Regions from separate parts of the Mus musculus genome. Here all the other regions are linked to region 1. Evidence: chromatin loops called from intact Hi-C (ENCODE). Cell type or tissue: heart. All regions are shown on one strand.

Evidence for each region. Peaks named below come from ENCODE experiments on the same cell type or tissue, not always from the same donor. Only the 100,000 strongest peaks of a DNase experiment are listed, where the experiment ranks them.
Region 2: a loop joins it to region 1, with 8 times the contacts of the local background. A loop is called at or near these places in 36 of 42 quality-filtered maps.
Region 3: it touches region 1 in a loop (2.8-fold over the local background); 11 of 42 quality-filtered maps call a loop at or near these places.

Annotation. Positions count from the first base shown.
Region 1 is chr6:31,636,639-31,644,638 of GRCm38, forward strand. No RefSeq gene overlaps it. Among named protein-coding and RNA genes, the nearest start is that of Gm13846, 10 kb to the right of the region's middle. In heart, CTCF peaks have their summits at 1,210, 3,017 (motif pointing left) and 7,080 (motif pointing left); DNase peaks (open chromatin) are centred at 933, 1,973, 3,033 and 5,983; H3K4me3 peaks cover 2,224 bases; H3K27ac peaks cover 5,211 bases.
Region 2 is chr6:31,520,981-31,528,980 of GRCm38, forward strand. Podxl (podocalyxin-like) reads right to left here. Exons shown (of 8, transcript NM_013723.3): 2 at 7,478-8,000; 3 at 5,567-5,775; 4 at 5,222-5,293; 5 at 3,959-4,112; 6 at 3,690-3,751; 7 at 3,325-3,492; 8 at 1-2,239. The coding sequence ends at 2,042. Among named protein-coding and RNA genes, the nearest start is that of Podxl, 39 kb to the right of the region's middle. In heart, CTCF peaks have their summits at 4,706 (motif pointing right), 7,116 (motif pointing right) and 7,756; a DNase peak (open chromatin) is centred at 4,451; H3K27ac peaks cover 516 bases.
Region 3 is chr6:31,539,998-31,547,997 of GRCm38, forward strand. All of the region lies in intron 1 of Podxl (podocalyxin-like), which reads right to left. Among named protein-coding and RNA genes, the nearest start is that of Podxl, 20 kb to the right of the region's middle. In heart, no CTCF peak of the experiment used is centred here; a DNase peak (open chromatin) is centred at 4,514; H3K4me3 peaks cover 717 bases; H3K27ac peaks cover 2,691 bases.

The DNA of each region.
Region 1 (8,000 bases):
GTTTCTCAGGGAATTAGCATGCTGTTCTTAGCAGCTGCCATGTTGCAACTCTACCCACAATGCACTAGGATGATCTCCAGTCCTCCTTGCCATCACTAACAGGAGCAATGGGATTTCTCTTTGTGGTTGCCTTTGTATTTCTCTAAGGATTGATGGTGGTGTGAGGGCCATGGGGAGAGGAAGGCAACACCATGGGAGGCTGTGAGGAGACTAAGGCTAACCACCAGGATGCTCAGTTCTCCTCAGCACTGCGAAAGAGGACAGAAGACCTGCTCCCCACCTCAGTCCCTCTGCGGGGAGACAGGCCACTTGTGAAGAGGAAAGACCCCCAGGCAGGGCTGTAAATAGCTCTGGAATCTGCCCTGACAGGTTGATCCGTGTGGACCAGAGCAGGGGCAGCCGGGCTCTGTTCCTTCTCAAGGATTTACTGCTGCCTATCCGAGAGAGACAGCTCCGATGGCCAGAGTGCACCCTGAAGACTCCTTTGAAGTAAAGCAAGCGCTTTTAAGTGCAATCAGCTCCAGATAACCCGGACTCCCTGCTCAGGGCCCAGGAATGTCTCCCCTCTCCAAGCCCAACCTTGGAATCAGCCCTGACTGTCCTGGGAGTGACTCCTGGCCTTTAGAGACTTCGTTTGCTTTGTGGTGGCTGTGCGTTGTTGATTCGTACCCTTTCTTCTGTGCAAAGATTGAGGAGGACAGATACAGTTCTAGAAGGCAGTCTGTGGTCAGAGTTACAGAACAAACCGAGGCCTGGCAAGGGAGGGAAAGATACAAGAGAAATGGATGAAACTCAGAAATAGGTGTGGAGGAAAGTGTATGACCAGGCTAGGACGCAAAGTTCGAGCTTCAGTTTCCCCAGAGCTTGGGGTGGTTTGAGGCTGAGGAGGGAGGAAGCCAAAGGCCGTCTGGACGCCACGGAGTCTAAGAAACGGAAGGGGCTGGGACAGGGGCTGGACTTGACGCCCTCACATTAAAGCTTTCTGTATCCAACCAGTTCCCATCGTACTGTCTATTGCCACAGGTTTGCCCACTTTTGGTGCCTCTTATAACTGGGCTCAGACAGCATTTCCCCCTGTATGACACGGTTCCCCCCTCTCCCCCACTGGGCACCACATTCCTAAGGGCTGGTACCTGGGTCAGAATCCCCTGCTTTTGTGAGGCGGAGTAATAGCTCACCTTGTGGAAACAGTACATCTGCCTTCCTCCATTCACCCACAGAGGGCGTGTCTGAGAGCTTGATGGGCTGAGAGTCTGCCTGTCTGATCTCACTAAAAGGTGAGGATGTTTTCGCGTCTGAGAGACCCCTGGACTTGGCGGTCTCTCATCTCCCTGACTTCCCATGATCTGTAGTTGCAACTAATACTCTGTATTCCTGCCGTGTTTACTACTTCTGAACAAAGGATTTAGCTGTGAGCCTACTCTGATGAGCTTCTCAAAATGAAAACACGATAACAATCACTGGTTTTGTAGTTGAAAACAAACAAACAAACAAACAAACAAAAATCCAGCAACTTTTAAGGGTTGGGAGATTCTAAGTTACCTCGCTTGGTTCTGCCACTGACTGCAATTTTTCACTCCATTTTGGGGCTGAGGACGTCGGGGCTAGGACCCTGGGGAGGGAGGAGTATGGCGGTGGGGATGGGAAGATTGGAAGGGGTGGGGCCTGGGTTGCCTGATAAATAGTTACATCCAGGTGAAGACACCCTGCTCAGAGAGCGCACAGCCTTCCCTTTGTTCTACCGGAGCCTGGAGAATATTGTTTGTCTTTCCCTATTCTTGGTCCTTGGCTGGAGGCTCAGCACAAAAGAGAAGCCAATTCAGGCCAGAGGCCGGTTCCCAGCTCTGAGATTCACCAGATATCCTGAAATGGGCTCAACCTCCCAGGGCTTAGCTCCGGAGGGCCCCAGGATAGAGCTGACCGGAGAGGCCTAGCCTCAGGCACACAGTATGGTGTCCCAAGTTACCTATTGTCCCTCTGTGTCTCTCAGTGAAGCCCAATGGGAGGGGCCGCTGGCTCTGGGCGGAACCGGATTCCTTTCACTTGGCTCTCCTACCCTAACAGGACTTCAGCAGCATGTATGGGGATGGAGCAGGTGTGTCAGGAGAGGGGAGTAAGTAAGAGGAGGGCTTTGTACGTGGGGTCTGCCTCACTGGAGTCTTGTCTGCCCACCATGAGGGCAAAGGTGTCAGTCTGGACTCTGTTCCTCCTAATAAAGCAATGATAGTGTGTGTCGCGGGATCGCCTGGTTAGTTGAACAGAAAAGCAACCAGAAGGAAAGTACCCAATGAAGCAGAAAGTGGTGGCGGAGTTGCCTAGTTTCTGGGAGGAGAGAGGGAGGAGGTGATGGGGGAGGGAGGTCACCCTGGGAACTGATAGGTACCCTTGGCAACAGGGAGAGAGCCAAAGATAGAAACCAGCAGGCTCTCAAAGTGGGGTGTGGGATGTGACCAGGCCTCTTGCGTCTTGAGTTGTCTATATTGTATTTTCTGTGTGAAGTGCATGTGGTGTGTGAAATGTTGCATACATTGTTGTGTGCTGTGTGTGGTATATGTCGTACTCTGTGCTGTAGTGTGTTGTTGCATGTTGTAAAGAGTATTATATATGTGTCATGCTATATTGTGTTTATGATGTTGATATGTGGCTGTGTGCTCTGTACTGTAGCGTTTATATTGTATGTACTGTGCATGATATTAAGAATATGTACATTTAATATGTATTATATAGTGTGTGTGTGATGTTGGGTATGTGTGCTTGTTGTCTATTGAGTGTGTTGTATGTTATAAGGAGTTTGTATTGTTTACTGTAGTGTTTATATCGTGTGTGCTGTGTATGATATTAAATATGTATATATTATGTATGCACTGTCTATTTGTGTTATGTGCGAAGTTGGGAATGTGAATGTAGGTGTGTTGTGTGAGTTATTGGGGTTCCTTTCAGGGTGGCCTCTGACTGAAGTTGCCCTTTAAACAGCTGCTTCTGAGTGGGATGATGGTCAAGTCAGGTGGCTTGTGCCCGCCATCTGGTGGCCCAGAGTGGTACAGTGAATTGGCCACTGGGCCATTCTTCTCCATCATAGCTGAGTGTGTGTGTGTGTGTGTGTGTGTGTGTGTGTGTGTGTGTTGCTCCTCTGCTTCTGAACCTAGAGGGTGAGTTTCTCTCTAGGTTTCCTCAACTTTCTGGAATAAGTGTGGACAGTTAACTCCCAAGCAGCCTGTTTTCTAGATGGCTGAGGGTTGACACAGGTGAAGAGGGGGCCTGGAAGCTGGCAGGTGGCTTTATCTACCAGCTCAGGAATGAGTGCTCTATAAGGCTCCCAGGAAACCAGCTTTTCTCAGCCATGGCCGGGACCAGACAACAGAGGCAGTGCAAGAGATGTAGGGCTGACAGGGTGGGGGCCTCACAGGGCAGAGCACAGAGCAATATTCAGAGAGCTGGGCTCCTCTGTTGATCAGCTCAGGTGTAGAGTCTAAGCTGTCCAGGTCCTCTGCAGTGACTGTTGCCAGCTGTTACAGTGTGGCAGCTGTCTGCACAGTCCCTGGGGTTTGCCAGGGCAGCTCTATTCTCTGGCACTAGGTGGGTGGTACATTGTGTTAAGTAGTAAGATGTTTCTTCTTTAAAAAGCTTTGTTTGTTTTTATTTTATATGCATGAGTTTGTGCCTGCATGAATGTGTGTGTGCCACATACATGGATGTAATATCCACATAATCCAGAAGGGGTTGGATTTCCTGGAACTGGAGCTACAGAAGGCTCTGAGCCATCATGTGGGTGCTGGGGACTAAGCCTGGATCCTCGGCAAGATCAGCCAGCGCTCTTAACTACCGAGTCATCTTTCTAGTCCCAAAAATAGCAAGAGTTTTAAAAGATTTTATTATATTGTGGTTCTTCTCAGCCCCCGAAGCCCTACTGTGTGTACATGACACACAGTAGCTGAGAGCTGTATATCTTTTAGGCGATCTTGCATAGATTATTTCAACCATTTAACCAAGAAGATGGACAGAAGGCAACATTTCCAGAAAGACTCACACCCAGAAAGAGAAAGGCCATCCATTAGTGAACTCAAGTTCTGGAGTCAAGAAGACAGAGACTAGTGACTCATAGCCACTGGTTTCAGATGTCATTAAGAGAGAAAGAAAAACAGAGAAGGGATAGAGGAGATGTTCATTTGATAGCCACTTTGAGTTGGTTAGGACTTGGTGTAAGAATAGCTCTGTAGGTGTTTGGGCAATCTGATGTTCCAGGTGGGTGGTACTGAATCCAACAGGAGCTGGCTGCAGAGTACTGGTGGCAACCTCCCTTTGAGAGTTCTGGAGACACTGCTCTGGGAAGTGGCTTCTTTCCACCTGAATCTGATGCAAAGAGAAGAGGCTGGGCTTCCTGCAGCGGCTCAGGCCCATTATCCAGCAGTTGGGAGGCTTGAGACAGCTTGGCTACACAGTGAGAGCAAGAACCAGAGAAAACGCTGTGGTCTGACTTCAAATACTGTGGTCTCCACTCTTCCTTAGCTAGAGTAAAGGATCACAAAAGGGTGAGATTTGTTTGCCTATTTATATGGTATCACTATGAAGCCAGGCTGGCCTTGAAGCTGGTCCTTGCTCCTCAGTCTCTAAGTGCTAGGATTGCATGGATTGCTTGTCTATGATACCACCCTCAGCCTAATTTTTTTTTTTTAAAGATTCTCTCTGTGTAGCCCTGTATAGCCTGGAACTTGCTATCTAGACCAATCTGACCTCAAGTTCACAGAGATCTACCTACTTCTGCCCCTGCCTCCTGCAAAAGGTTCTTTAAAACTATTTTTTTAATGTGTAACATAAAAAAACAATTTTTTAAATGTGTATGAGTGTTTTGCCTGCATGCATGTCCATGCCAGACATGCAAGCAGTACCCATGAAGGCCAGAAAAGGGCATTGTATCCCCTGGGACTGGACTTACAGATTGTTATGAATTGCCATGTGGGTGCTAGGAATTGAACCCAAGTCCTCCGGAAAAGCAGCCAATGCTCTTAACCACTGAGTCATCTCTCTCTCCAGTCCCTGCAATTAGTTCTTGAAGATGTGGAAACATCTTATTCTTTTTACATTTATATCTATGCAGTGGGCATGGATGCAGCGTATCTGTGGTGTGATACTTTCCTGAGGAGGGAGAAAGCAAGAAAGTCAGCTGTCTATACAGACTCTTTAGGAGGGCAGTCATGAAGAACCCAGAACTGAGATCTGTGGTGTGGATCCTTTCACGCAGTCAGATGGGCTGGGATGGATGGATGGATGGATGGATGGATGGATGAATCTCAAGCCTCCTTGTTTCTGAGCTTTAAGGTCCTCTCCTGTCTACCTCAGCCTGGGTAAACAGAGCCTTGTTATTCTAGGCACAGGAGGTATTTAAAAACTCGAAGCTGCATGGGGAGCAACTCAGGGTAAAAGGACTAGGTCTAGGCTGGGAAGTCCCTGAACTCTCAGTGATTCTCAACTTTCCTAATGCTGCCATCCTTTAATACAGCTCTTCATGTTGTGATGATCCCCTCCCCCGAAACGATTAAATTATTTTTCATTGCTACTTCATAACTGTCATGAATAATAAGGTAAATATTTTCAGGGATAGTTGTCAAAAGGGACACGACCCACAGGTTGACAGGTTCTCCCCATACTATGGCAACAAGACTAGGATATCAGAGGATAAAAGCCAACCTTCAGGCCTGAAGTGCCACTGCCCATTCTTGGGGAGTCCCTGCAGCACCTGTGTATCTTGATGGCTACACAGAGATAGGAGAGTCTCAGGCCTAAGGGAAGGGCCGACTCTGAAACAGCAAGTCTTGCGTTGGGTGGGTGGCACCAAGTGGGAGTTGGCAGCTGCGGGCCACCTGCTGGGTACCAACCTGTTTCCAGGGACACCAGGGTCCCTACGAGGGGAATCACGTGTGTCAGGCCCACCCTGCAGGCATCCTGATAGGAGAAGCCAGGACAGACCCGAGGTGGGTGGGACAGGCCAACACAGGAAATGCCTGCTGGGCCTAAAAATAGTGTGGGAGGGGACAGGAAACAGAAACTTTGGGCCAACATGGAAATGCTTTCTGAGCTGATCAGGAAATGAGGACTGGGGCGGTAGGGATCGCCACCACCCAGCTGCACTGCAGCCCCGCCCCCAACCCCTCTGCCTGGCTGAGTCTGTGCCTGGCTGGGGGTAGGGAAGGTTGCTTCCCAACGTCCTCTCCCTTTGTTTCGAAGCAGAGCCGTGTGCTGCAGAGCTGTAACCGCACGTAGATGTCATGCTGTACTTGGATGGCAGCCTGCTCTTCCCAGAACTGAGGTGGTGCCTGGGAAAGTGGGCCCAGCAGGGTGGTTCAGTGGGTAAAGGCACTTGGCGCCAAGCCCCATGGTCTGACTTCAATCGCTGGGACTCAACATGGTGGAGAGCCGACTCTTGCCAGTTGTCCTTTGACCTCCACACAACCCTGTTTTCCTCCCCCACATAAATAAATGTAATAAAAAATTTAAAGCTGGGGAAATAAACTCTGCAAGCAAGAAACTCAAGGGTCTTTGGGAAGGAAGAAATTGAAGGGTATTCAAAACTTCTCACAGTGAGGTCCTCTTGCCTGTGCAGTGAAGGCTTTGGGGTCCCCAGCCTAGACTGAACCCTAACCCAATCAGTTTAGACTCTGGAGTGGGATCAAACAACTGTGTGGAGGTCAGAGGATAATGTGGGGGAGGTTGGTTCTCCTGCTATGTGGGTAGATCCTGGGGACCAAACTCAGGTCATCAGGATTGGTGGCAAGCACATTTACCCACTTAACTATCTTGCCAGCCTCCAACTTTTTTAAAAATTAAATTAATTTTTTTATGTATATGAGCTTTTTTTGTCTGCATGTATGCATATATGACATGTGTGGGCCTGGTATCTGTAGAGAGCAAAGGGCACTGGGTCCCCTGGAGATGGAGTTAAAACTAGTTGTGAGGGGCTGGTGAAATGGGTCTGCTGTTAAGAGCAGTGGTTGCTCTTCCAGAGGTCCAGTGTTCAATTCCCAGCAATTGCATGGTGGCTCACAACCATCTACAGTGGTATCTGATGTCCTCTTCTGGCCTGCAGGTGTATGTGCAGCAGAACACTCATACACTAAATAAATACAATAAAAAACAAATAGAAAAGAAAAATAGCCGTGAGCCATGTATGAGTGCTAGAATCTGAACCTAGGTCCTCTGTAAGAGTAGTAATTGTTCCTGACTACCGAGCTGTGGGAGCCGCCCTCACATTCGCCATTACAAGATGGCGCTGACATCCTGTGTTCTAAGTGGTAAACAAATAATCTGCGCATGTGCCAAGGGTAGTTCTCCACCCCATGTGCTCTGCCTTCCCCGTGACGACAACTCGGCCGATGGGCTGCAGCCAATCAGGGAGTGACACGTCCTAGGCGGAGGATAATTCTCCTTAAAAGGGACGGGGTTTCGCCATTCTCTCTCTTGCACTCTTGCTCTCTTGCACTCTGGCTCCTAAAGATGTAAGCAATAGAGCTCTTGCTCTCTTGCACTCTTGCTCCTGAAGATGTAAGCAATAAAGTTTTGCCGCAGAAGATTCCGGTTTGCTGTGTTCTTCCTGGCCAGTCGTGAACGCGTGTAAGACCGAGCCATCTCTTCAGCCCCATTTTGTTCCTTTGTAAAGGATGTACTCTGTGTGTGTGTGTGTGTGTGTGTGACTTCAGAGGACAGAAGAGGGCATCAGATCCTCCGTAGCTGGACTTATATGCAGTTGTGAATCACACAACATGGGCGCTGGGAACTAAACTCTATCTTCTGCAAGAGCAGCATGCATTAACCACACTGAGCCATCCTTCCAGTCCCCCACTTTTTAAAAGCTGTTTAGGAGTGTAATTTTTATATGCTGCAGTCAGTTAGCACATTAGCATGGATGAAGTCTCAATCAATAGTTCACACTGGAGGCCTGAGCTTGGCTTCCTGCTAAGGTGTACAACAGTAGTATTGGGTGCACTTGAAAAAACACTGATCCAGTC
Region 2 (8,000 bases), 120 kb before region 1:
AAAGGCTACACAATTTGAGTGCACAAGAAGGAACACTGGGCCAGTCTGGTCAGAGCCATGGCTGTTCCTCCAGCCCAGACACACTATCTGTTGTCTAATATTACAATCATAGCTGACAGACTGTAGGGTTGAAATCTGTGACCAGTTTGCAGAAAAAGCATTTGCGGTCTGTCAAATGGCCTTGCCCCATTGAGAAGAAGAAATCCTGTCTGCCTCTCGGACCATGACAGAATGAACCCACTGGGTGGCAGAACCTAATGCAGGGATCAAACAGACCTAATTCCCCCCCCCCCCCCAGTTGGCACTGTTCCCCACACTCCCCTGCAAACCTTAGAGAAGCATGCCAAGGGGCTTGTTGAGTTCTTCTTAGCCTTTTTTTCAAGCTCCTGTGAAACTCACTAGGAGCCTTCCCTGACTTCTGTCAGCCTTTTCTTTCTCTCTAGTCTGTATCTCAGAGAGACAGTGGTAAAGATGGACTCAGGCAGAGGACACCTGTCTGCCCCCCTAGCTCCCCTTTCAAATAAGCTGCTCCAAACCAGACAGTCCTGGGAACTTATACCACAAGAATACAAACCATGGGCCTAATTCAAAGCTCCACACAGGGCCCCTTCCCCTTTCTCAGGAAACCCATCATCACTATGCTGGGCCCTCGCAACCTTGGACATGGCTGCCTGACACCGCTGAGCCTGGACAAATCCTGTGCTAGGTACTAGGCATGGTTTTATGTTCCCTGAGAGGCCATCAGAAATGGGACAGCTGGAATGCCACAAAGCACACCAGACACAAAAGCCTGGCTCCGTGCTGGGAGAGTAGGCCAAGGTATCTTAAAACTGCACAATCTGGGCCTTTCTCCATGTGGCAAAGGAGGGTGCAAACCGATGGAATTAGCTCACAGTCTCCACGATCTGAGCTTTGGCCTTTGGCAGTAAGGAGCTGGCGCACACACACACAACACACCACAGCACACCAACCCAAGCTCTCAGCAACTTGAAAAGTCCCTGAGCTTCCTGTGGAATAATAATAATGCCTGGTAGGTTAGATCGATTGTCTACTGAGACACATTTGCCAATCAGGGACCAGTTGGGACCCCAGGACATATCTGTTCCTAGACAACTGCTATGTGACACTAGGTTTTGAGGAGTCACCCACTCAGCTGAGCAGTGAACAACAAAAAAGGAGCAGAAGCAGACGGCCAGAGGAGATTTTTGAGAAGTGTCTTCTAGGGAGTGTCTTAAATGATAGGCCAGTCTCAGTACAGAATCAGCTGCCATGAGGAAGCTATTGGGGAAGCCATCAGAGCATGAGATGCCTTTGCCTGCCCACCCACCCCTTAGGCAGACTCCATTAGATAGTGAGGCCTGTGAGTTTAGTCCCAATCCCACTAAGAAAGGCAAGGAAATCAGAATGTAGAACAAGAAGTTCAAAGCCATGCCCTGGGAAATAATGGGACTAAAGACTAACTCATGAGAGGTGGGATACAACAAGCTAGCCGAGGCCATGTTATAGGAGATGGAAATTGGGGACCTGTCCTTGAGACCATAGAGGCTTGGTTTTCTTTTCCAGCCTGCCCACCTGCAAGTGTCTTGTGCCTTGGGGAATGGGCACAGATGAACACAGTAGTGTGTCTGGATGCAATTAAGCACCAGACTGAGGGAAACAACCTTTGTCACCAAAGGGCTGTGTGGCCCCGTGCAAGTCACCTGACCTCTTAAGGCCTCAGTTATGAGATGAGAGGGTGCCGTTCCTGGAGGAGCTCCAGAGACTCGCATGGCGTTCTCCATCTTCCTCCTGCCTTCCTGCTCTGGGCTCAGGCACAAGTAGGTTATTTTACATGAGGGAACTAGACAGAATGTGACTTTGTTGAACTTGAAAAGGAAAATTAAGGCCCTGTAGGGATTGTGAGGAGGGAGACAACCTTCGGAGTCCATTCTCCCTCCCCAGTCTTTCTGTCTTCAGGTGGGAAGATTTCCCCCTCCCTGTCCAAATGGCACTTTGGGTGGTCTGGAGCTCTGCAGTGCAGTTGGGGTGGCCAGCAGACAGATCAGAGGTGTGTGTCTTCCTCCTCATCTAGGTCATCCTTGGTCAAGTTGTCCAGAGGGACGATCCAACTGTCCCCCAGCTCCCCATTAAGGTTGACCACCTTCTTCTCCTGCATCTCAGAAGGAGTCTCCATCACTTCCAAGGTTGGGTTGTCATGGTAACCATTCTCCACTGTCTGCAGCTCCTCTGTGAGCCGTTGCTAAAATGGGGACAATAACACAGGAAGACGGCAATTTTGGAGTGCTGTGAGCTTTAATATGAAACATTTCCCCATTCAACCCAGGGACCTCAAGTTGGCCAGATTAAATTCCCGTGGTTCACTTGTGGGGGCAGAGACCACCCTGGCTACTAGCCTGACCATCTCATGAGTACTCCCCCATATCCTAAAATTACCAGCTGCTTTCTACCTTCATTCCGTGGCAGTCTGTGACATCATGGAGAGAGATTTCTGAAGACATTTTGTCCTTGAGATCTTTTTTCTCTTCTCCATCCCTCTCCATAAAAACCTCTGTTTTTCTACATCATTCCATAATAAATAACAGAGAAGAACAACATAAATAAATAAGTAAACAAACAAGGCTCCTTCAGAGCAGCCTGACAGGACTTTTCAGTGGTCAAGGTGAATAGGGTGGCCCTTACAGATGTGCAGACAGTAGTCTGTGCTCTGAGATCCAGCTGTGGATACACACTGCCATCACTCATGCCTCGGTCAATGCACGAGGTCAATAGGAGTGGGAACTGTCTTAATGCTCTCATTAGTTTACAGCTAGGGTGGAGACCCACAGCAGAACAGCACTGTAAAGTTGAGACAGGGTCCTGCTGTGTAGCCCAGGCTGACCTCCAACTTGCAATCCCCCGGCATCAGCTTCCCAAGTGCTGCCATTACAAATGTACGCCACCACTACACCAGAGAAGATGTGGTTCTAGTTGGTTGGGTGAAAGAAGCTTTTTTAGAGCAGCACTTGCCCAAGGCCATATATGATATATAATATATTTAGGGATCATATCCCCTAAGTCTCCAGAACAGGTCTGCAAGGGACCATCCCCACTATGCAGACGACAAGGCTGTAGACTTATGATTGACTTACAGACATTGACTTACAGACACGGCTTAACCCTAGTGTTTCTGCTCTTGCTTCCACATTTGAGTCTCCAGCGTTAGAGACAAGCTAGCTTGACAGCGGGGACAAGAACCTGTTCGAAGGCTCCAGGCCCACTCCTGTGGAGGGACCGAGTGAGAGACACATTGGGTAACTGGGCTACCTAGAGTAAGAAAACACTCACCTGGTCCTTCCTCTGGGAGATCCGCTGGTGACAGCAGCCGTAGAGGGCAGCAACAAGGAGCAGGAAGGATGCCATGCAGACGATGGTGATGATGAGCGGCAGGCTGAAGCGGTCCTCATTGACCTCTGGAGGCCCTTCCTTCCCCAGCTTCATGTCACTGACTCCGGCCTGGCCAAGACACAGAACTTAAGTGACAGAAAACGGGAGTCCAGACCGTTTGTCTCCACTCCAGTCTGTGTGGGTCTGCTGCTGCTATCCTACCACCCGCCCTGTTCATATGTCTGCCTCCTGCATGCTTATACTATCAAAGGAACTCCTCACCAGAAGGCACTGGGCTTAGGACAATACAGGGCAAAGCTCCTTACCTCTGTCAGGTCATCCCATCTGTCCTTCAGTAGCTCATACACGGCCTTAGGAGAAAGCTTCGCTGTGGGAGAGACAAGAGACAGATGCTGCCTCCAGGGTCCAGCCCAGAGTGAAATGTCAGGGGTAGAGGGGGTACCCAAGGGGAGGATGTCCCTCGGGTCTGCTGGGATGGTGGCTGGCTTGTATAGTCTTAGGTGCCTCCACCCCTAACCATCCTTCTGTGGCACTCCCTCCCACACAGGGTCCGGTCCCCTCACCCTCGACTCACTCTCGATAATGATTCTCTTCACTGCCACCGCCTGGTTATCTAGAATAGGGGCCACATGTAGAGTGCACAAATCCTCAGCTGGCTTGAAGGACGCTTTGACTGAGTGACACAGCAGTTCCACGAGTTTCTCTTTCTCATCCAGAGGGCTCCTTTCCTAGTGTACCGAGAGCACAAGTGATTCCCAGGCTTTGCCACAACAGCTCGGGCTTGTGAGGCTGCCCCCTGCCCGCTCAGCCTGCAACAGTCTCTTCTCCACCCTTCACTGGTGCTGCTCCCACGTCGCCAGGAATTAAGTTAAGGACTCCCAGGCTGGTCCTTAGCCTCTCAGTCTCGTTCTGAACTCTTTTCCCATCCCCTCAGCCTGGGCATCTTGTCTGCATGTCACCCCCCACCCCCGAGGCTTCCCCTGTCCTCCCTGCAAGGTTCCTAAGGCTCTGGACCCAGTGGCTGTATTATCATGCCTCAGCTGGGAGTGGGATTAAACAGGGTACAGCACTCCTCCATTGCCAGGGGAGAGAGGCAATCCCGGGATTGAAATCTGCCGTTCTCCAGCCTCTTGTTGCCACCTCAGGCTGATAGGGAAAGTGAGGCATGCAGAATAGGCAGAAGGGGGTTCTGGGGGTGTCCACAGGGTTACTTACACAAACCTAAGCCCAAAGAAGACGGAAACAGGGCTTTAGGGATGATGCTGAAGTGTATAAGCTACGGGCTGCAGAAATGTCTGCAAAACTGGCAGTGACCAGTAGAGGGCAGCCACCTCCTGCACCAAGGAGGTCAAGAGCTATGCAGTGCAGCCCCACCAAGCCCTGGGTCCCAGAACACTGGTGGTGTGAAGGGAGCTGTACACATTTCTATACCTTCTTATATGGAACTATGCAGGAGACCAGGGACTATGACTCCACTATCAGGACAGAGAGTGATTGCTCAGATCAGAACTCTTTTCTGAGGCCCTAGAGAATGAACTGGGGACCTCGAGCGCTAATCAAAGCTTTCTCTAGCACTCCTGTTACTTTTAAAGAGAAAGTCTCATTAAGTTGCCAGGGCTAGCCTCTGTTACACGCTGTGGCCAAGACGCGACTTTGACTTCAGTCCTTCTGCCTTAATATCCTAACTAGCTGGAACTAGAGGCCTGAGCCACAGGCCCGTGTGCACTGCCTGACTTAGATAAATCTGAAGCGTAGGTGGGGAACATCTACTCCCTTTGAGGAGTTGATGGGCAGGGTGGGATGTAGGGTGAGCTGGGGCTCGGGCACGTGTACTCACGCAAAGGCTGGCTCTTGTGAGGTTCAGAATAAGGAGTTCCTCATCTGGCCTTATGGGAGGTTCACAGTTTAGCTGGAAGAGGTCAAAAGATGAAGGTTTAGGCAGGAAGTCACCTGATCTTGGATTCTCCCCTTGGTGGGGGTGGGTGACACAGGGGAAGGGCACATGGCAAACTCAGGCATGGCTAGTCAGTTTCTCAGACAGGAGTACCTGGCTGCCCAGGGGTCAGAATAGAGGAAACGGCAAACAGACAACTTTTCCTTAGAGTGTCCAGCCAGGGACCCTGAGAAGGCCAAAGGAAAGGACTTCCCTTGAGTTTCTCATCCCACCCTCTGCTAGAATTACCTGGTAATTTCCAAAGGCCCAGATGGGAGAGGGTGTGCTGGGGCCTGGAGGGGCCACGGGAGTCCCATTAGAGATGAGGTGTGTGAACTCTTCAGTCGTAGTTCCCACTGTAGACGCCATAGACTGTTGCAGTGTGGAGACGGGCAATGTAGTGATGCCTGGTGTCTGGCTGGTGAGGGGCTGAGTGGCTTCAGAGGTGCCCAATGGTTCTGTAACAGACAAGGCAAAGGCTGAGGAGAACACAGTCTTTACTGGCTTCATGATTCTCACAAGCTGAAACCAGTAGCTATGAAGAGGAAAGAGGCAGAAATGAAGAAGTGGGGTCCTGGGCTCCAGGGACAGAATGAGTTAGACTTGGATGAAGTAAGAACTAAGTAGGAGTCACAGGAACTATGCTACAATTACCTCTCTGAGGCACAGGTGGGCCATAGCTAACACACTGCGCAGGCTCTGTAGGAGGGGTTGTGCTTTGTGTTTCAAAGACTTGCTCCTTTAGGACGGTCCCTGCTTATCAACAGGGAAACTGAAGCTCGGTGACTTGTCCAAGGTCACAGGGCACAACCGCAAAAGAGGAGGATTTCAACAGACCATTCTGAGCCTGTGCACCTGCTATAGGGTGTGGCCCTGTCCCCCAGGGCATAGGCTAATGCTCAGAAACTCTCACTCAGGATTTTAAGGTTCCTGAGCCGGCCATAGATTCTGACACTAATTTAAAGACTGGCACTTTAAAAACTAAATAAGCAGAAGCAGACATAAGACAGGATGTGACAGTGCACAGCTTTAATCCCAGCATCCGGGGGGCTGAGGCAGGCGGAGCTCTGTAAGTTTGGAGCCAGGCTGGTCTACAGAGTGGGTTCCTTCCAGGCCAGCCAGTCTCAGAAAAGGAAGGAAGGGAAGGACAGAGGAAGGGAGAGAGGGACAGAAGGAAGAAGGGAGGGAGAGAGAGAAGGAGGAAGGAAAGGAAGGGGCCAGAAAACAGCAGTATGCATACCATGCCACAAGTCCCGAAAGAAAGAACGAAAGCTCGAAGGAGTCAGCCACCCACCCTCCTGTCCCATTACATGGGTCCCTGGGGTCCAACTCAGGTCATCAGGTTTAGCAGCAAGTGCCACATGCTGACATTTATTTATTTATTTATTTATTTATTTTTACTTAATTAAAAGTGTATTTCTTACAGTGGATTGCTACCAAGCAAGTTTGAGACGCAGTTTTAGAATTCTCTAACACCCTGCGGCCACAACCTGTGGCACAAGCCTGGGCATAGATTCTGGCTTCGTTGAATCTATACACTGCTAGCCTCTATCACTGCTAAAAGGGGTATCCAAGGCTAGGTCTGATGAAGGCAGAAGACACGTAGAAGGGTTAAAACTCAGCATACACCGATATCTTCCAACTGACTGGTAGTATGAGAAAATGCACTGCCAAGTCTCCCCCCCCCCCCCCCCCCCCCACACACACACACACACACATTTTACCTGCATTTTTTGTCTACGGACCAAATGTGTGCAGTGCCCAAGTAAGCCAGAAGAGGGAGTCAGACGATTACAAATGGTTGTCAAGCGCCATGTGTACGCACCATGTGTATGTTGAGAATTGGACCTAGGTCCTCTGTAGGAGCAACCAGTGCTCTTACCAGCTGAGCCATTTCTCCAGGCCTTCTCATGTCTTAAGAAAAACAAAAGCGGCCTGACATGGCAGAGCACACCTTTAATCCCAGTACTCAGGAGGCAGAGGCAGGTAGATAGATCTCTGAGTTTGAGGCCAACCTTGGTCTACAGAGTATGAGTTCCAGGGCAGCCAAGGCTACAGAGTGAAACCCTTTCTTGAAAAACCAAAAGAGAGAAAAAAAAAAAAAAGGAAAAAGAAGGAAGGAAGAAAAGCAAAAACAAAAAATGCCAAGGAATGACTTACTGTGTGTAGTGGGCTTCCATGTCAGTGTAGAGTTGTCAGTGCTGGGCGTGGAGCCAGAGCTGCTGGGAACAGCAGCAGGGGTATGCTGCCCCACAGGATGGCTCGCTGTGCTCGGTGAAGAATCCACAGGCTGCTGAGGGCTTGTTGTGTTGTCTGTTGTGGGGGTAGAAAGAAGCTTTGAGGTGGTATTAAGGTCAGTAGGCTGAGAAGAGACGTTGATTAGCCCCAAAGTGGTTGTTGGGGCTGTGGTAAAACTGTCACCGCTCTTGCCTCCAGAGGAGGCTGTTTGTCCACTGCTACTGGTGAAGGCCGTGCTACTGGGAGAGCTTGTTTTAGTCTTGTCCACCTCGGAGACACTGGAAGTCAGATTGCCACCGCTTTGATTGCTCGTGGGGTTTGGGGTGGAGGTCGGCATAGATGGAGATTGGGTTGAGGTTGTGAATGGTGTAGGGTTGCTTGGCTGGGTTGAAGCAAGTGTAGATGCCACTGGGTGACCAGTTGTGACTTCTGTTGATGTTGTGGC
Region 3 (8,000 bases), 97 kb before region 1:
CTTTTTTTGGAGACAGTGCCTCACTACATAATCCAGGCTTTTGGTAACCCTATAATCCCCCCCTTTCTTCACATCCAGAGTGCTGGGATTGCAGGCATGCATGAACACAGCAGCTTAAAATACACACTGTAGGTGTGCGTGTGTGTGTGCGCACACGCATGGGTGACTGGAGAACAGCAGAGTGGCTAGAGAGACTGAAGAAGGGGAGGGGCTTTGTGAGGTTATTTGGGCAACTGCAGCACTGTGGTGATGGATAAGGAGAAGCAGAACCAAGCACCTCAAAGGCGTGGCTTTCTTTGCTGTACATGGTGAAATAGTCAAGTGGGATGCTGAGGAAACCCCAGGACCAATGAAGTCTACGGAAACAAAGTCAGCCACATTCTAGACGTGTCCATCACACAGCCTCACTGCATAGAACAACTCCCCTCTGCAGTAAGGAGAACCCAGCCTGAGCTCTCTGTGTTGTGTTTAATTACCTGCTTAGTCCAACTTCACAGGTAAAATCAGTTTGAAACTCATAACCCGTGCCTTTGGGTGAAACACACTTTTACCACTTAAAAACACAAAGTCCACAGTTCTCTGTAGACTGCCGTCAAAAAGCTATTGTTCAGACAGATCGCAGACAAGCAAGAGAGAGGTGGAGTGGAGAAGCTAAACAAGTCCTGAAGTCTAGAGATGTCAGGGTGAGCTCAAGTTTTTACCTCATTCATTCATTTACTCGTTTGTTTGTTTACTGTATTCATTCATTCATTCATTCATTCATTCATTGTGTGGCAAGGAGTGTCAGGTGATGAGTTTGGAGGTCAGTAGACTCTCTCCTTCCACCGTGTGGTTCCAGGGACCAAGCAGCTTGTCAGACTTGCCAGCAAGGGCCTTTACCTCTGAGCCAACTTGCCAGCTCACGAGCTCATTTTACTGTTTTGTACGGCTAGTCCGATGAATATACACGACTGCATCTTCTTGCTCTGCCCCATGGCAGCACCTAGCAGGTGTGACAAAGCAGCAGCACACAACCTGGGACCAGACTGTGCCTACCTAATGTCATCCTCCAGGAACACGCACCAACCAGGGCTCCTGGAGAAAGGTTTGCGCTTCTATCGCTGATGGAGCAGCTGAGCCCAGAACATCTTGTAATGCCAGGACAAGTGAGGAAGACAACAAGAAACAAAGAGCAAGTCCAAAAGACAGAAAGCAGCCAAATGAGGGATCCACCCGGAGGAGCCAGTCGTGGGCCGTTTGAAAACAATAAGGCGTCAGGATGAATGCCTGGGTGTGGGTGTAGGGGACCATAGTAAGCAAAGACCAGATCCTTATAGAATCCCAAAGGGTCCAGTTATCCTCCTCCAAGAAGTCTGCAAAAGCAACCACAAGCAAAACAGACACGCTCTGCTTGCGACAACTTCCCCCAAAGGCTTGTGCTGGATATTTGGTCCCCAGATGAAGCAGGTCAGCAGATGACCAAGGGTGTGCCTTGGAGGGGTGTATCTTTGCCCTGCCGAGTCCCCTCTCTCCCCTCCCCTCCCTGAAGCTCTGCCTCACCACCAGTTCAGACTCACAGAGCCAAGCGACCATGAACCCCTCGGAAACCATGAGCCAAAATAAACATGTCTTCCTTTGTTCTTCTTAATTTGTTACAGCAGAAAGCCTCTAACTCAAGACATTTCACAGAAAAATGAGAAACAGTACATATAAGCCAGGAACATCAAGAAATGTCACTAGCTAAAGAAGTGCAAAATAAAAGAGGGGGTTGCCATTTCATATCCCCCTAATCAGCAAAACCTGTAAATCCAGACAAGGGGTAGGCAGCAAGAATATGGAGTAAAGGTCAGAAGACATGTGCAAAGGTAAACCCGCTTTGCCACCCAGAACCACTGTCCAGTACATTTCTGACACATGTACAAAGGAATGTGGTGCAAAGACAGCTCCTACGGATGAAGGCCGATGAGGTCAATTCAAAGACTGGTCTTTTTTTAAAAAGCATATGGATTAAGTGAAAATCTGCACAAATACTCTGCAAAATAGAACACTGGGCATGTGCAATTCTCTCAACTTTTGGTTCAGCAACTTTTGATTGTACCACTCCATGCTTACCCTAAGGAGTTCCAGAAACACCTCCAAGGTTGCTTTTTGTATTGGCCCCATACAGACAAGAATAAATGTTTACCAATGGAGGTAGTAATAAGATGTGATTGCAGTCATGTACCTGAATACTATAGAACAGGAACAGGGGTGACTTGTGTTTACATTTACAATTACATTAATTCATTGAAAATTAAAAGTCCAAGACGACTTCTTATTTGAGAGAGCAAGCACGCCATGTTCCAGCCAGCATCAGCAGGCTGCAACAGTAGGTCTGAAGTTAAGGTCCACTTAGATGACATAGAGAGACAAGGCAAAAGGCAAAGCAAAAAGTGACGCATACTTGATTATACCATTCCAAAACTGCCAAAATGTATCCTTAGGGATAGAAACTAGAAAACACTTGTTTAACTTTACAGAGATTCCCAACACTGCATTCTGGGCAATTACCTACAGTGGGAAACAGAGACAACAAGGGTTCCTGCCATCTGTTTTTCAGGCAAGAATAGCTGCTGAGCCATGAGCCTAGCAACATCTGGGAGGGGGGTGCTGGAAAGCAGAGGCACAGGGCAGCTGGAAGCCTCCTGATGAGGGAGCCTATGGAGAGAGCACAGCTGGGGGCTCTAGGTGGAGGTGGGGAGAGGCAGCTCAGGCAGGGATCCTCTTCTGCACGGGTGACTGGTCTCCTTCTACTGCCTCTCTGAGTCCTTGAGATATAAAGAGAGCTACATTGGTGCCTGGATATGGGACATCTGCATCTTTGAAAGGTCAAGGAAGAGGATGACAAACACAGACCTCTGCCCGTTTGTAATTTGGGGACAGGGAGATCTTACACATGGCAGTTCAAATGCTCATATTCAGAACTCTCCAAGTGGTCCCTATCTAATGACAGCAGCAGCTGCTGCAGGGGCTGCTGAGGAAGTGAAGCTGATGGGATGGTTATGGGGGAGGTGAAGGAAGGGGTAAGAAATGCCCTGGGTGATGGTGATGCACACCTTTAATCTCAGCACTCTGGAGGCATTGGCAGGAGGATCTGAGTTCGAGGCCAGGCTGATCTACAAGGTGAGTTCCAGGACAGGTACGCAGAGAAACTCTGTCTCTAAATAAATAAGTATGTAAAGAAAGAAATAATAAGATATTCCCATTGAAAATAGCAAACAAGAACCTACTAGAAAAGTGGTTCTCAAGCCCCAGCCAGCATCAAAACTCCAGGAGGGTTTGCAACATTCCAATGTTTACACCAGTTCTGGGAGAAACAGACGATAGTGGGACAACTTGCTGGTTTCTTGGGTTCCCACTGTTGGATGCTGCTGGTCAGAGGACCACTTTCAGAAACATTATACTAGACAAATAAGACGTGATTGTTGGGTAGCATTCGGTGGCAACATAAAGCACAATTTGTGAGTGTAAGATGAACTGAGTCAGCCGTGTGCCTCTGCTCCAGCAGCGGTCAGATGCTTAGAAGCTGGGAGAGAAAGCGGAGGGGAAGGACCACCTGGAAAGAGGAGAACAGGGGTCTGTGATAGAGGACCAGTGAGACCCAGGGTGGCTAAGAGAAAGACAGACTATAGAGCTCAATTCCTGTGAGTGACGTGGGTTCATGGTCCGCCCTCTATAACCACAGTGGAGGGCTTGGCAGCTATGAACTCTGTTGCCCTTGTGATAGACCTGGCTTCAGCTCCCAGCACTCCTAGGGAGCCTCACAACCATCTATATAACTCCCGTTCTAAGCTACACGGACACCGGAAATGCATACCATGCTCATACAAAGCAGGCACATAAAATACATCTAAAGAAAAAAACAAAAAACAGAAAAACATGCAGACTTGCAACCCAGTGAAGATCCCTGGGTCTAGGTGACTTGAAGCATATAGAAGGATCAGTGCAGACTGTATGCAAATGCTATGCCATGTAATAAGCGACTCTACCAAGTGGGGGAAGGACAGGGTCTTAGCACCAGCCTCCTGCAAGTGCCGAAGGATGGCTCTGCACATGAGTTGGGGCAGAGGGACAGCGATCGGCAGCAAGAACACGGGCTGGTGGTGAGATTCGAAGTGTGGAAAGGAAATGGCCAAATGGGGCGCAGATGGAAAAGGGTAGGCAAACAGGTTAGACTGTTTCTCTTCTTATCTGAGAAGCTGTCCTGCGATAGAGGGGATGGAGGACAGGGCAGATGCTTGGCGAGGAGGAAAGGTTACCTCAGGCTGGGGTAGCTGCTGCCCCAGCAGGGTGGAGGACGGAGCAAAAGAAGGCCCTTTCAGCCTGCTCCCCAGGGAGAGGTGGGTGCTGCTTAAACCTTCCATAAGGGCTGGCTTCCTCCTGTTCCTGGCTGCTCCCAGACCTGGGACTGACTCCACTATTAATAGCAGAAAAGGAAACTGGAAAGAATGCTCCAGGAAGAGGGCGTGTGGAAGGCAGGCAGGAAGGCAGCAAGACTGGACTCCACCCGGACACTCGCCTGGCCTCTCCTTCCTTCCACCACAGCTCCTCACTCCAAGCTGTCACCTCCAGAGCAATGAAAGGACAGCTGGACCTGAGGCAGCCCTCCTTGGCTTAGTGGGACCAAAGAACACACACAGATGGGGACACAGACCCCGCCCCCAGCCTCTGACCCTGAGACCCAGGCACTGTGATGCATGCAGAGAGTTTCCAAGGTCCCTCAGAATATGAGCAATTCCTGTGTAACACTGTGCAATACACAGGTAAGCCAGCTTTTACTGGGACTTCGGAGTCATTGACACAACCACCAAGGAAGGTGTGCTCCAGGCTGCCTGCTTCGATGCTCAAGTGACACCCACTCCCTGAGACCCAGGAAGGACCTAGGGATAAGCAGCTCCAGGCTCAGCAAGTGAGGTCTGTCAGAGTCCGCACCCTCTCCAGGGCCATTTTTCCCTGGGCCCCTGATTCACAGACAGGGTCTGAGGGGCAGGAAAACACTGGAGCAACATTGGAGCATCTTCAGTCTGGAAGAGTAAAGTCTGAAATCAGTGTCTGCGTGAATCCTGGCAGCTCTGAAGCATCATCTCTTCCCTGCAGCTCCCAGCGACACCATCCTCAGCTCAGCCTTGAGGGCCACTGTCTTAGCCAGGGTTTCTAGTCCTGCACAAACATCATGACCAAGAAGCAAGTTGGGGAGGAAAGGGTTTATTCAGCTTACACTTCCACACTGCTGTTCATCACCAAAGGAAGTCAGGACTGGAACTCAAGCAGGTTAGGAAGCAGGAGCTGATGCAGAGGCCATGGAGGGATGTTACTTACTGGCTTGCTTCTCCTGGCTTGCTCAGCCTGCTCTCTTATAGAACCCAAGACGACCCCCAGAGATGGCACCACCCACAAATTGATCACTAATTGAGAAAATGCCCTACAGCTGGATCTCATGGAGGCATTTCCTCACCTGAAGCTCCTTTCTCTGTGGTAACTCCAGCTTGTGTCAAGTTGACACACAAAACCAGCCAGGTTCTCGAAAAGACAACTGTGGCTTGTTGTAGAGCCCACACCCATATAATCCAACCAGTCTCAAAAACCTTAACTATCACAGCAGCTAAGGCTCTTTGTCCAAATCAAGCAGAAATTACATTCTTTTGTCTTTTGAGGGGACACTCTGTCTACCGTGGAAAAACATGGGCCCTGCCCTGGCGTGGTTTCTCGTCTGGTTGGTCTATTTAGCTTCCCTCACGGACCTGCTCAGTTTTTCCTTTACAGGATACCCCGGCTCCCATATGCCCCACATCCGTACTTGGTCCCAGTGAAACTAAAGCAGAGGAAGAGGGTAGGAAGGAGCCCAACCATCTGACTTAAGTCTCCACAGTAGCTGTGTGGCCAGGCAACTGCCCACTCTCCATTTTCCCCCGTGTATCCAAGTGAGCAGTGGGCAGGAAGGGCAGGATGATAACCCTTGGCTTTAAGTACTCAGAACAGTGGGTTCACAAGACTCAACTATCATGAGCTGTGTCCTCCATGCCTGGAGGTACCTCCAACTTCCAGACCTCAGTTTTGCCCCTACCTATTTCCTGCTACAGAGCTGTGCACCCCACCTTTGCCTTCATCTCTCACATCTGCACCACCCTACGCAAGTGGAGGGAGGGGAATCCACAGTGCCCCCCCCCCACTGCTCTTGGGAGGGGACAAGTTAAAACTGGAAGGGGGATGGTGTCTGCTGTAAAGAAGGGCTCCAGATGAGGGGCTAAGCCACTATGACACAGTAATATGCCAAAGAGGAAAGCAAAGGCTTCTCCGAGTCCCAAAGTCTTTCCCACGAATGCTCAACTCTGTCCAGGGTGAACCCAAAGGCAATCCGAGATGATATTGTAAATTAATTAAGCATGGCTGTGTCCCAATAAAACTTTATTTACAACTGCATGCAGCCAAGCATTTATTGGTTGGCCTTTGATGTGCTTTTTCTCCTGGGTCTGGGGATTGACGCTTGTGTTTTCATCTAGCTACAAATCCTGTTCTATGATTTCCCTAGAGCCTCACGGTTCACTCGGATGCCTGCAATTAGAAGCGGAGCCAAAGCCTCACATACAAACACAGAAAAATACACACTCAACCCCTGAGAAAAACAACCAACCTGTTACCTACCACCAAAAAAGGAGAAGTCAAGATTAGTTTACAGACCTGAAGTTCTACAGCTCAGCAGCAGACCTAGGGGACTGGTGTCGTGATGGGACCTTGTAGGACTCTTCCCCTCTGTATGGCTGTTATCAACAACACTCCCTACTGCTTAGCAGGGAGGGACTGTGCCCATTCACCTTGCAGCCCAGACACCTGCAAAGTGTCTGTCCCAGTATACACCTAGTGTATTCCAGGGAAGGTGCCAACAGGGGCCACACATCCTGACTCTCAAGGGACTGTCAGTGCTAGCTGGCATCAGGGATGGGTACAGTCAGCCAGCGCTCCACCAGGTCACTATACCCAACTTACTTTCCACTTCCCTTCTCTCCAGAAGAGGTGACTGGAACCTGGTGGTGTGGGTCCCAGGACAGCTTTACAATAGCCTCTTCCTCCTTATTTGAAAAACTCTCCCACTCATTTTAAGGCTGGACGAGGCAACCCAGTAGGAGGAAGAGTCATAAGAGCTGGCAAAAGAGTCAGAGGCACCCCCCACTCCCACTGTTATGAGTCCCCCAAACGCCCCAAGCTGAACAACCATAGCATGTATACAGAGGACCCAGTGCAGACCATGAATACTCCGTGACTGTTGATTGTCGAATCTGTCTCTGTGAGCCCCTATGAGTCCTGCTTAGTTGATTCTGTGGCCTGTGTTCTCCTGGAGTCCTCGACCCCACTGGCTCCTACAATCCTTCCTCTCTCTATTCAGAGGGGTTCACCAAGCTCCACCTAATGTTTGCAAGGCCTGCTCCTTTCTGAAGGGAAAGGGGGGGGGAGACAGTGAATCTGGGGGAGAGGCACGGTGGGGGAAGGGACTTGGAGGATCGGAGGGAGGAGGCCATGCCCAAGATGTGTTGCATGAGAGAAGAATACATTTTGTTTTTGTTTATTTTTTTTAAACTGTCCCATGGAGGTGCCTGGCTTCCTGCTTTCCGATGTCATGTTAACTGGCAGGCGAGAGCTCTACTAGGAACTGTTAGCCAAGCTTCAGCCATGCAGACCTGGCTGGCTCAGGAGTGTCATCCTCATGTCTGCAGCAGCTTTCCCAACCCTCGAGTGTCCTTGAATGAATGCACCAGTCCTGAAGGCTCTCTCCTCACACTAATCTCCCATCACAAGCAGAGTCCTCCTGTGTGCTGTAATTTCTTGCCAGGCCAGATTCTCTTTTTCTCCCATGTCCATGAGAACCCCAACCAAGACACACAACCAGGACAGGGACTTGACTCCAGGGAACAATTTGACTGGCCAAGAAGTGATCCATTTGGCCTGGCTGTCTTATAATGAATGGGCAGTGACAACCCTTCCTCGTC